Regions from separate parts of the Mus musculus genome. Here region 2 is linked to region 1. A link is a loop called in an ENCODE intact Hi-C map of the cell type or tissue named here. Cell type or tissue: left cerebral cortex. All regions are shown on one strand. Each heading gives the region's core, and the rest is flanking DNA. Links, peaks and the distances in the headings are about the cores only.

Region 1 (5,772 bases), core at 297-5,296:
GTAGAGGGCCGAAGCTGGGCGCAGACCTGAACCCTCTGCTCAAGAGCACCCCCAAGTCTCTCCTTAGCATTGAAGCAGCAAATCACCTGCAAGGTCTAGGAGGGACAGAGCTAGCTCCGACGTTGATGGGGCCGCAGAGCTTCCTTCTGAAAAAAACATCCATGCAGCTAAGGAGGGACGAAGCTAAGATCCTGCAGGCAGGCAGCGACCTCCCCAATTTCGCACTTGGGTTCCCTGGCCGTGCCCACTTCCACCATCACCTTCCCTCCGGAGCCGCCAGGCTGAAGGATTTAAGATGGAATAGGGATGATGTTCCGAACCAAGAGGTCAGGCAGGTCGTCTTTCCCCGACCCCGCAGGCTGTCTTTCCCCAACCCCATTGCCCATCTTTTCCCCTTAGAACCACCACCTGCTTGGTGTTCCTAGAGCAGGATGTCCAGTAGGGGGCATCCCTACAGAGCTCGGTCATAGGCAAAGTCCCCAGGGCGCTAGGGCACCCATTGTTTTAGCTGTCACCTTTAGGTTCCTCCTGTTCCCAAGACAGAAATAGGATCCCCAAGGGATAGCTCTGGGACCTCGGCATGTCTAGAACACCTGCGGGTACATTAGCGACCGCCCTGGAGGGGCCAACCGGACACCTGTACGTGCGTGCGCGTGCTCGCGCTCCTGCAAATGGGGGAGGGAGCGAAGCGCCCTTGGATCGAGGTCCCTTTTCTGCCTGAGTTTGAGGTGATCCGGTGTCTTGTCCCTAGAGAATTAGCGACATAGCGACACCTTCTGCCGCTGCCAGTTCCCACCCCACTGTGGGCCCAGCGCTGGGCATCTGACCTCCAGCCCACAATCATTGAGCCACTGCGTTCGGCCAGTAAATCCGAGAGTCTCTCTTTTATCCCATTTTCCCCCATTCCCAGGGCTTCTCGCCCCCTCCCTCGCAACAATTCTCAGGTTTTAAAAGTAACCTTTAAATGAGACATCGATTTATCATTATCATGATTGTATTCAGAAATCCAGCCCGAAGGGACGCCCTGGGAGATGCTAATTTGGTGGTACCCACTGGCTGTTGTGGGTTTGCACACCCCTAGCCCCGCAAGCGTTTTTCTTCCGAAGCTAATTGCTCTGATTAACGGGTGGGGGGCAGCGTCTGAGAGAGGGGCTCTCGGACTGCTCCCAGAGCGCGGTGCGTGTGTGCATGCGTGGACCTGATGCTGCAGAAGCTACTGCGGCAGACACACACATACACGCGCGCGCGCGCGTACACACACACACACACACACACACACACACACACACACGCTAGCTCCTCTCCCGCATCCGGGCCTTCCCGCCCATCTCCGTTGCTCTCTGGGTTTGGGGAGGGGGATTCGTGGGGTGGGAATGTGAGCAAAGGGGGGGGGGGCGAAGAAAGGCCGATTGGACACAGGAGAAGAAGTGACAACGAGGGCGAAGGGGAAGGGGGTTGATCAGGGGAAAAATGGGGAGAAGGTGCAAGCAAAACTGGGGGCTAGGCAAGGAAAAGGGGTGCCGAGGCGAGAAACCGGGATGCCAAGGGAGAAAGAATGGGAGGGGGCGGGGAGCGGGCGGGGGCGGCTGGCTCCTTTCCACTCGTGAGAGCCCGGTTGCCGAGAGACGCGTCGGCCAATGAGCGTGCACCAGCTCAGCCCGGCGCCTGCCGTGTGTCCTTATATGGTGCGGCCGCTCGGCTGGCGCTCGTGCGCATCGCCATATAAGGACTGGAACCTAAATACAGGCTATACCTTGTTCTCCGCTCCCGGCCTGGGCGATCGATGAGTGCGCCGCCGAGCGGCTGCGGTGCGCAGGCTCCCGGCGCTGACCGCGGGAGGTCCGCGGTGGACACCGCACTTGGCCAGATGTGGCCGGCCTAGTGGCAGCTCGGCCAGCTGTGCGTCTCCTCCTTCCCGCCAGCTTTCCCTCCCCCACCGGGTTTCAGAGGTGCAAATGCAAATGAATCAGGATTGAAATCTAATTGCTTTTGTTTAAAAAAAAAATGAAAAGGAGCGAATCTGTGTTGGGCTTAAGGAAAAGCGAGTGCGGCGTGGAAGGTGGGGGTTAAGAATCTCAGGAAACCACGCCAAATGCCTGGAGATAGGGAGGGCTAGTTCTCTGGAGGTTCAAAGTCCCTCCAGCTGTCTTTTGAGATTTTTCTGGTCCCTCCTTCATGAGTCCCAGGATCCCACCTTTCCTGACACTTGGCTCTGGGCCTATCTGATGTCCATGGCCCAGGTCCAAGGGCAAGGGCTACATGTGGCTGTTACTAGGAGGAGGCTAGAAGCTGAGCCAAGGGCCTGGAGCCCCGGGGGCGGGAAGGCCTGAAGCCAATCAAGCTGTGTGTAAGGAAGACGTAAGAGGTGTGGCCATCACATCCCTTCCCATTTGTGGGGCTGGCCCTACTTCCCAGTGACAGCTTGCTGCTGCGGCAGGCCAGTCTCCCTTGAACCTAGTTCAGGGAATAGGCCACCTGGGTGGGACTAGTGCTGGTTGGGGATGAAAAGACAGTTGGCTCAGGTGAACCCTGCTCGCACCCTGGTCATCCTCTGAGACTGCTTTGATTGCTGACCCCAGTGCTCCAGCAAGAACTTGCGTTCTTGTTCTCTCCACTCAAGCCGGAAGAAATCTGAGGAGAGGGTGTGAATCCTGAGCCAGGATGTCCAAAACAACGGTGTTGAGCCAGAAGGACGTCTAGTTGGGCAGAGTTAGCTCAGTCCCCTGACCCCCAGTCCGTGCAAGCTCGAGGGTGTTATATGGTGATACAGATCTAGGTAGCTCACCCAGCACCCCCACTGAGTGCAGACTGAGGTCTTTCCCTCCTTCCCACTGCTCACAGGAGACACTCCTGGAATGTTCCAGCTCTCCAGTCCCCACCGGCTGGTGGTCTGAGAAAAGTCTCTGCAGGAGACTAGTACTGGTTCTGAGAATGTGGTCCCCCGGTGCACATCCTAGAAGCCCTGCAGGTTCCCCTCTCTGTGCAGTTTTGTCTGAGCCTAGTTGGAGCTCCCCTCGTGCCTGGAGATGCCTCAGAGACAGCCTCCCCCTCCACAGAGGCCATTTCCAGTAGCAGGATGCCACCTATAGCACGTACCTGGAATTAGTCCGACTTGAAGCTAGCCGCCAGTCTCGCGGAGCCAGAGTGAGGATCTATCTCTCTGAGTTGTCCTTTTTGAGCAGGTGGTCTGGCCACCAGAACTCCCTACTGGACCCTTCCTCCTGCCTCCCGAGCCCTTTGGTAGCTCTTGGCTAGGCACCAAAGGGCACCATTGCATTTTGGAGAGTAAAGCTTGTACCTGGTATAACTTGGACAGGAATATTGTTATTTCCACTAGGAGTGTCCATGGTTTAGTTTTTGCATGCTGTTCTGTGTGCCTCAGCAGTTCAACCATCAGCATGTATTCTTCAGAAATTCTGGAACACCAATAAACCTGTCTGAATGCTCTCTTGATGCACATGGACACCAAGCTGCCCCAAGAGTGATTGCTCAGAATGCTTACTTCCTAGGCAGAAACTTTGATCAGGACCAAGGGATATCTTCAAAACACCATAGCAAGCCAGGGGCAGAGCAAACCTGAGCAGCCCAGAGCAGCCCAGGCTTGGTCAATATGACACAATGGCCCACCTAAGCCTTCAGCTTAGGGACTGGAGGTGGCTTCTACCACAGTTCCTAGCCAGTCACTCTCTCAGCAGCCCTGGAGAGGAGCCCATTAGTAGGAAATCCTTCTATGCCCCGGTCTATACCTGTGAGAGCCACCTTGAGCCCCTCCCTTCACTTCTAGGGGGTCAAATTCAAGTCAAGCCTGCCCCTCAGCTTAATATCATCAGTGAGGTGCTGGCCTCTCTGCGTCTCTCCTTTTTAACAGGGTTAACAAGCTCCAATCAAAGGGTGGCAGGGTGAGGAATAAAAGCCCAAGATGCATTAAGTACAGAGCTTATGATGGTGCAGCCCTCATTCCAGGGATGGGAGCTACAGACACCCACTCTGGCACACCCTCTTAGGCAGGCTGCATGCCAGGTTTGAGGAATAAAAATGTGTGGGCACTGGAACCCAGCACTCCCCAGAGGCTCCCCTGGCTAATGTGTTGATGGATATCAGCTTCAGCGCTAACCTGCCCTTCTATAATCGCCTCCTCTCCTACCTGTGCCCCACTTCTCCCTGCTGGTCCCCCCAAAAGTCCAGACATGAGTTTCCCAGATCGTTGGAGCAACACCCCAACGAAAGGAGTGTCTGAGAGGTAGCAGCAACCTTGTTGTTTTAGGACTCCGAGCTTGGGACCCTTTGGCTCAGCTTTGGAACGTACAGGTGTGTGCATGAAAGGTCCAGAGTTCCTGTGATTCAAAGCACTTATATCCAGATGTGGAGGAGGCCCATCCCAGCAGCAGTGGGAAAGAGTCTGCTGGTCTTAGAGGTGGGAACTTGACCCAGTGAACCTAAGAGCTTCCTGGATCCTGTTGAGCTTTGAACCCCACAATTAGGAGGGGCCCCTAATCTGCAGAGAGTACTCTGGGAGAGTTCTCGGGCTAGCAGGTTGACTTACAGACTCAGAGAGATCTCAGTGACACACTGACAGGGGTAGAGGAAGTGGCTTCGTCTTGCTCCCCACCTCCACAACACACACACACACACACACACACACACACACACTTTGGTGTCTTTTACTTCTGTTATCAAAGCTACCACTCTTTGTCCTGGAATCTCATGGCTTGTCTGTGAGCCCCCATGGCTACTGGATGCCCCTTCTTTCCAAGAAAGAGCACCTTGAAAGGGCAGCCAGATCCAGCCACTGCCAACCCTTGTATGCGTTTTTCTTCTCTGCTGGACATCGCTGGCTGCAGACCAAACTTGAGCAGAGTTGAGCACAAACTTTTCTCCTGACAGGACTCCGGGATTTGTTTTTAACAGTCCTCGGCTGCTAAAAAGAAAGCATACCAACCCAACTGCCTTCTTTGGGACCTGCAGAGAGAACTGGTGTTGATGCCTTCTAGCCCCTAGCCCCACAGTACCCTTCAGTGGATCAATCTTTGGTCTCCCCACTTCCCAGGTGCAGTGCTCTTTCTTTTCCTTGGACTGGGGTCTGAGTTAGCTCCTTTTCAGGGGCAAACAAACCCCTTGCCCTGGTCCTTCCAGGTTGGGCAGCACCCACAGACAAGGACAGGGTCAGTCCTTGGGCTCAGCTTGATAGAGGTAGGGAAGATAGTTCTGGAAGCTCTAGGAACATTCAGCTAAGAGAACTAGGTTGTGTGCTGATGTGGTCCTGCACCCCGAGAGAAGTTTCTGGTGCCCTGCAAAACTCTTCTGTCTCCCAACTCTGCTGCTAATTCTGCGTAGTTTCCTCTACAATGTGGAGACACTGAAGCTGAAATCCTGTAGACCATCTAGTTCACTCAGCACTTTTCTGGGTAGGTCAAGACTTGGTGGTAGCTTGGAGTTTTACTTCCCCAAGGATACTGCTACTCTCAAGGAAACTGTGGTAATGTGCCTTAGTAATCTCTCTCTCTCTCTCTCTCTCCTCCTCCCTCCCTCTCTCTCTCCTCTACCCCACCATACCTAAGCTAGGGCTTTGCCAGCCAAGCAGGCATCAAGACGTCACCACAAAGATGTCCTAAGCTGTCAGATACCAGGTTGGCAGCCCCATTTTTTTCCTTGGGCTTACTTGCTCTGCATATGACCTTTGCACGGTCCCTTCTGCCACTCAAAAGGCTCATCCTCCCCACGGGCCTCATGTCCTCTGCCCACTTCCCTCCTGCCTCCCATCTCACCCTGCAC
Region 2 (5,385 bases), core at 1-5,000, 220 kb before region 1:
TTTATACTTGTGGAACTTACCTGTGCATGAGGTATACACATACTTCTGGCCTGTCTCCCACCTGTGCCTGTTCCTGCCTTCTAGAGCCTCTAACACCACTCTGCCCACACGTGGTGTCCCAGGAAGTGTCCACACACAGTCATACCGCACATATCCTTAGGAAATGTGTACCTATCCACACACACCTGTCCCTCTGCTCTGCCTAGCCTGTCTCTGCACAGGCCTCCCTCGTGACAGTCATCTGCCTGACCCAGCTCGATCCAGGGGCCCCCCATGCCCACACCCACCTTGAAGTGGAGGCGGCTGTCTGTCTCCATCAGCACCTCCAGCTGTAAGGTCAGCACATCCTTTGGGAAGAAGGTCGGGCTGGTACGGGTCAGGGTGGCTGTGTACCCCGACTCTGTAGAGCTCAGGTTCTCTAGACGGTAGCTTGGGTAGCTGGGAGGGAAGAAACACCAGGGCTGCCCTATCTGCGGCTCCTTCAGCACCTGCCCTGCTGGGACATAGCAGCAGCCGCGGGCCTCGCATTGCTCCTGTGAGATGCCTTTGTCGGGGGCACAGTCAAAGCGGCTGCTGGGGGGCACATCACACTGTGTGGGTGCTTCTTTGGGCTGTTCAGTCTGCTCCTGGATGTGCAGAGGCCCTGGCTTGTAACCTTCCTGGTGGTGAGGTCGGTACGTCTTCCACAGTCCTGAAGAGGACTCATGAAGGTCTTGGGGAAGCAGCATTAACTCCCGAAGCATGAGATGACCCAGGATGACCGCTGTAGTCAGAGAGATAAGGGTGCAGGCCCCAACCACGGAGTTCGAACAGAGGGGCTTCCGTATATTCATGGTGAAAGCCTGTTGGTTCGGGGCAGCATGAATACTTCTGAAGGCCTGAGGAGAGGAGGAGCCAGTATCAGTGTGGGTGGGGTTTCTCACACAACACCCACACACACTGCCAGGAGGTGGAAGGAGGCAGCCAGAGCATCTTCCCCAGAGCAACGGAAGGGAAGACAGAAGCCAGGTACAGGAGACAATGGGAGACTCCTCAGAGGCAGAGGGTGTCTCTGCAGACATGGGCCCACAACACAGGTACAGACAGATGTGAGGGAGCCAGGACTTTATCGCAGGGCCTTCTGTGTAAGAGAAAAGGGTGAGTGGGAAGGTGGAAGAGCCACCACACCCAAGTCCTACCCCAAGGGGAGGAAGTTGGGAGTGAAGAGCCCAGGACTGGGCCACAGGGTTCACTAGCTGCAGGAGTGTGGGCCTTCTGGAAATGGGGCTTGGGTAGAAGGCTGGGGTGACTTCTCCATGTGGTGGGGCTCAGCACAGAGGACGGTTCTCAGGGTCACCAGACACACTCAGGAGATGGCCCGGCTGCAGAAGAGGCAGCTGTGAATACTGATTAGCACTTGGGGACCAACTGTGGCCATTGGTGAGTCAGGGTGCTTCTGGTTGGCAGTGTTTACCCACAATTCCTGTGACTTTCTCCGGCTAGTGGCTCCCCAGTTTTCCAGTCCAGGAGGGGGTTGTTAACTATGACCCGGCTGGGGCTCTGCCACGCCTAGATGCCAGTAAGCCCCAGGTTGCCGCCATACCTCTCTGATGGACTGCCTATAGACCATGGTGGTTCCGAGGACCCCTACACCATGCACCAAGTTTGGCAATTCACTAGACTATCTCACAGAACTCAGAAAAGCACTTCACTTATATTTACTGGTTGGTTGGTTTTGAAAGCTGTAACTCAAGAACAGCCAGAATGAAGAAATGGGTGGAGAACGGTTGGGAGTGGCTCCCAGGCTCCCAACACTCAAATGTGTTGATCAACTGGGATGGTCTCTGAACCCACGTGGCTGCCATGTTGAGACAGGGTCTGCAGTAGCCCAGGCTTGCCTTAACTTGCTATGAAGCCAGGGATGGCTTGGGTCCCTGCCACCATCTCCTACACGCTGGGCTTTCTGGCATTGGAGACCACAGCCAGCTCTGTTCAGTTCTGTGGGCCTTCGGTTACGTAGGCATGACTGAAATCCGTTACCATGGTGAGTGATTCTCCAGCATCTTGAGGGAGTTGGAGTGCTTGCGTAGGCTGCAGTTTCCTACCCTCCAATCACGCCTTGGTCTTTCAGGTGCCCAGCGGCCATAATGAGCCACCATAATGAGCCACAGAAAGATCCAGTGTGTGGATCTGGCTCGAAGACCAGAGACCCATTTTGTCTTTACTGCCGAGTAAGGCCCAGCTCCACCTGGCCCTTCCAGACGTAAGTGACACTGACCATGATTCAGCATCTAAGGACACTCGCAGGCTCAAATTCTGCGGGGCAGGGTGGGAATCTGCATTTTCCAGGACCCTCCAAGGAGGCCGCAGGGCGCAACTCAGAAACACACGCATTAGAACAAAGTCCCAGAAACTGGGAGCAGGCAGCTGAGGCCCGTTCTCTCAGCCACAATTTAGAGAAAAAAACATGGGAAGGAACTGAACTCAGAGGCCACGGCTGACCTGGTGACCTCAAGCTTGCTTTCTGGAAAGCAGCTGGATCGCTGCGTCACCAGGCACAGGCGTGTCCAAATCCAACCTGTCAGACACGGGAGGTCAAAGTGAAGGTTCTCGGTTTCTCTGTGCCTCAGTTTCCCCCTGCGTCACATACACACAGAGCTTTGCCCGCCTGGTACTGCGGGCACGAACTAGAATCCCGGACTTTACCGGAGCCTGCTGTCTTACTAAGGTCACCGTCCGTGGCTGCCTGGGTCGGGGGTCTCACCTATGCCGCGTGTCTCTGCTCGATTCTCCAAAGCAGGAACTCGCTGACAGTCGGCCCTGCCTGCCTGGAGGAGGCCGCTCCTCCGGAGGCTCTGGGGCCGGAGACAGCCTTCACCAGCTCGCCCAGCTCACCTGCGCAATCACCCTCCAGGCCGAAGACCCCCAGGCTCAGCGGGCAGCGTGGGTCACGTGGTCTGTGGGCGGGGCTCGTCCGCGCGGACCTCGTCACACGACCTCCTGCGTAGGCGGCGGAGTCCGTGTGAGTGTTATCGCTGCGCCCCCTAGTGGCTGAGGGCGACAGTGAGCGCAGGTGTTGGAATGGCAGCCATAGGACGTCATCGCGTTGCAAAAGCTCCAGTAGATTAAACCAGCCCAGACCTGGAGTCAGAGTCAAACACGTGATCGCACAGAAAACCTACGATGGTGAAACAGTAAATGATCCGGGGCATTTGATATAAGTATGATGCAGGTCATACATTGAGCCAGAAGCCCGGGGTAGTAGTGCAGGCATGTGATCCCAGCACTCGGGAAGCAGCAGCAAGAAAGATTGACAATTTGAGGCCAGCATACGACACCTGGTGAAACTCTGTTTCAAAAACCAAAGTTGGCAGGCCGGATGTAGATAGGGGTAGAGCACTGGCCTACCATGTGCAAGGCCCTGACTCTCCTGTACTGCTGGGACCACTGGGGGGTGGAGGGGCATTTGTGCCTCTGGCTGTCAAACTTTTGAAACAATGTACACCAAGAAATTCAACGCCCCCCTCCCCATCCCATGCTGGGAGAGGAGAAAGGCCTGAGAAGACGGTGTCCTCAGCTCTGGCAGCTTGTCGGAGCACAGTGTGTGCAGGCAGGATAATGAGAGCCAAGAGGACTGGCCAGCGAGGGAAGGTGGATGGACTCTGGCCAGCTTGAATGTGCTGAGCTTGGCTCTGGCAATCTTTCCCTTGTGCCCATTCCCTCTGCCTTGCTAAAGAAAAACAAAACAAAACAAAACAAACAAACATTAGATTACATTCCTAAAGCTAGCCATCAAGGTCTCTTCCCTTATTTGGCCACTTCCTCCGCCTAAGGCTGACTGCCAGGGGCCAGCTGTTAAAGTATTGAAGTCCAGCAATCCGAAGCCCCCTTTGGTTCATGTAATTAATACACCAAACCAAACCTTACCACCGCATGCTAGCCCATCCTAACACAGGCCTCCCCTTCTCTCTTCTTTTTTTTTTTTTTTTTTTTTTGTGTGGTTTTTTGAGACAGGGTTTCTCTGTGTAGACCAGGCTGGCCTCGAACTCAGAAATCCGCCTGCCTCTGCCTCCCGGGTGCTGGGATTAAAGGCGTGCGCCACCACGCCCGGCCCCTTCTCTCTTCTTAAAAATGACACCAGCAGCCAACAATGGCAGCACACGCCTTTGATCCCAGCACTGTGAGGCAGAAGCAAGTGGAGCTCTGATTTTCAGGACAGCCTGGTGTACATACAGAGTGAGTTCCAGGATAGCCAACGGTACACAGAGACCCTGTCTTGGGCCCGCCCATCCCCCCTTACACCTGCCGAGTCATTTGCTGCTGTTCTTCACCTTTGTTCCTGGTGGCTTGTGCCTATTCTGGGGTCCGACAGGGAAACCCCTGCTCTGCAGAGGTCTCCTAACAGACAGGAGCGTCCCGTGACCAAGCATGCTTGGCTACACAGCTCTTCTGCCCTATTCAGAGTTAGAGCTCACACCAGGACACACCCCCGCCCCCAATTTGTTCCATTCCCATCTGTTTTACCTCCCAAAGTGGCCACACCAACTAAACCCCCTTTCTCTGCTGTTCACTGTTGTCTCTTTAATTGGTACTGGAGACAGGCGGCTGAGCCTAGTTCCCTAGGGCTGTCAGACGATCAGAAAACTCTAAAACAAGCCCAGCCAGAGCTTACAGGTGCACTACTGAAACAGCTGCTGCTTTCACCTTCCTTCCTTCCTTCCTTTCTTCCTTCCTTCCTTCCTTCCTTCCTTCCTTCCTTCCTTCCTTCCTTCCATCCTCCCTCCCCCCCTCCCTCCCTCCGTCGCTCCTTTCTTTTTTTAAAAAAATTTATTTACTATGAACAGTGTTCTTCCTGCACGTCAGAAGAGGGCACCAGATTCCATTACAGATGGTTGTGAGCCACCATGTGATTGCTGGGAATTGAACTCAGGGAACCTGGAAGAGCAATCAGTGCCCTTAACCACTGAGCCATCTCTCCAGGCTAGCTTTCATTTCTAAACAGCAAGTACTGGAGAAGGCCACGTTTCGGTGGGTGTGTCCAGGGCGGGGTAGGCGGGTGAGTGGAGCTCTTGTGTTGGAGCAGGGTGTGTGTGTGTGTGTGTGTGTGTGTGTGTGTTTGTGGAGGGATGAATAGGGTGGGTGGGGCTGGGGTCTCCCCAGCTGCTTGGCTGTTTTTAGATATCAACCTTTTGCTGGGCAGTGGTGGCACACACCTTTAATCCCAGCACTGGGGAGGCAAAGGCAGGCAGATTTCTGAGTTCGAGGCCAGCCTGGACTACAAAGTGAGTTCCAGGACAGCCAGGGCTACACAGAGAAACCCTGTCTCAAAAAAACAAAAAAACAAAAAAGAAAAAAAAAAAAGAAAAAGATATCAATCTTTTTGTTTGTTTGTTTGTTTTTTCGAGA

What was found. Peaks named below come from ENCODE experiments on the same cell type or tissue, not always from the same donor. Only the 100,000 strongest peaks of a DNase experiment are listed, where the experiment ranks them.
Region 2: it touches region 1 in a loop (2.3-fold over the local background); 1 of 42 quality-filtered maps calls a loop at or near these places.

The regions. Positions count from the first base shown.
Region 1 is chr11:119,049,374-119,055,145 of GRCm38, reverse strand. No RefSeq gene overlaps it. Among named protein-coding and RNA genes, the nearest start is that of Cbx8, 11 kb to the right of the region's middle. In left cerebral cortex, for the core only: CTCF peaks have their summits at 434 (motif pointing right), 1,805 and 3,082; DNase peaks (open chromatin) are centred at 1,192, 1,694, 2,299, 3,057 and 1 more place; H3K4me3 peaks cover 1,092 bases; H3K27ac peaks cover 260 bases.
Region 2 is chr11:119,265,581-119,270,965 of GRCm38, reverse strand. Gaa (glucosidase, alpha, acid) reads right to left here and starts at 3,003. Exons shown (of 20, transcript NM_008064.4): 1 at 2,744-3,003; 2 at 288-878. The coding sequence starts at 833. In left cerebral cortex, for the core only: a CTCF peak has its summit at 3,033 (motif pointing left); DNase peaks (open chromatin) are centred at 2,005, 3,016 and 3,549; H3K4me3 peaks cover 1,480 bases; H3K27ac peaks cover 1,855 bases.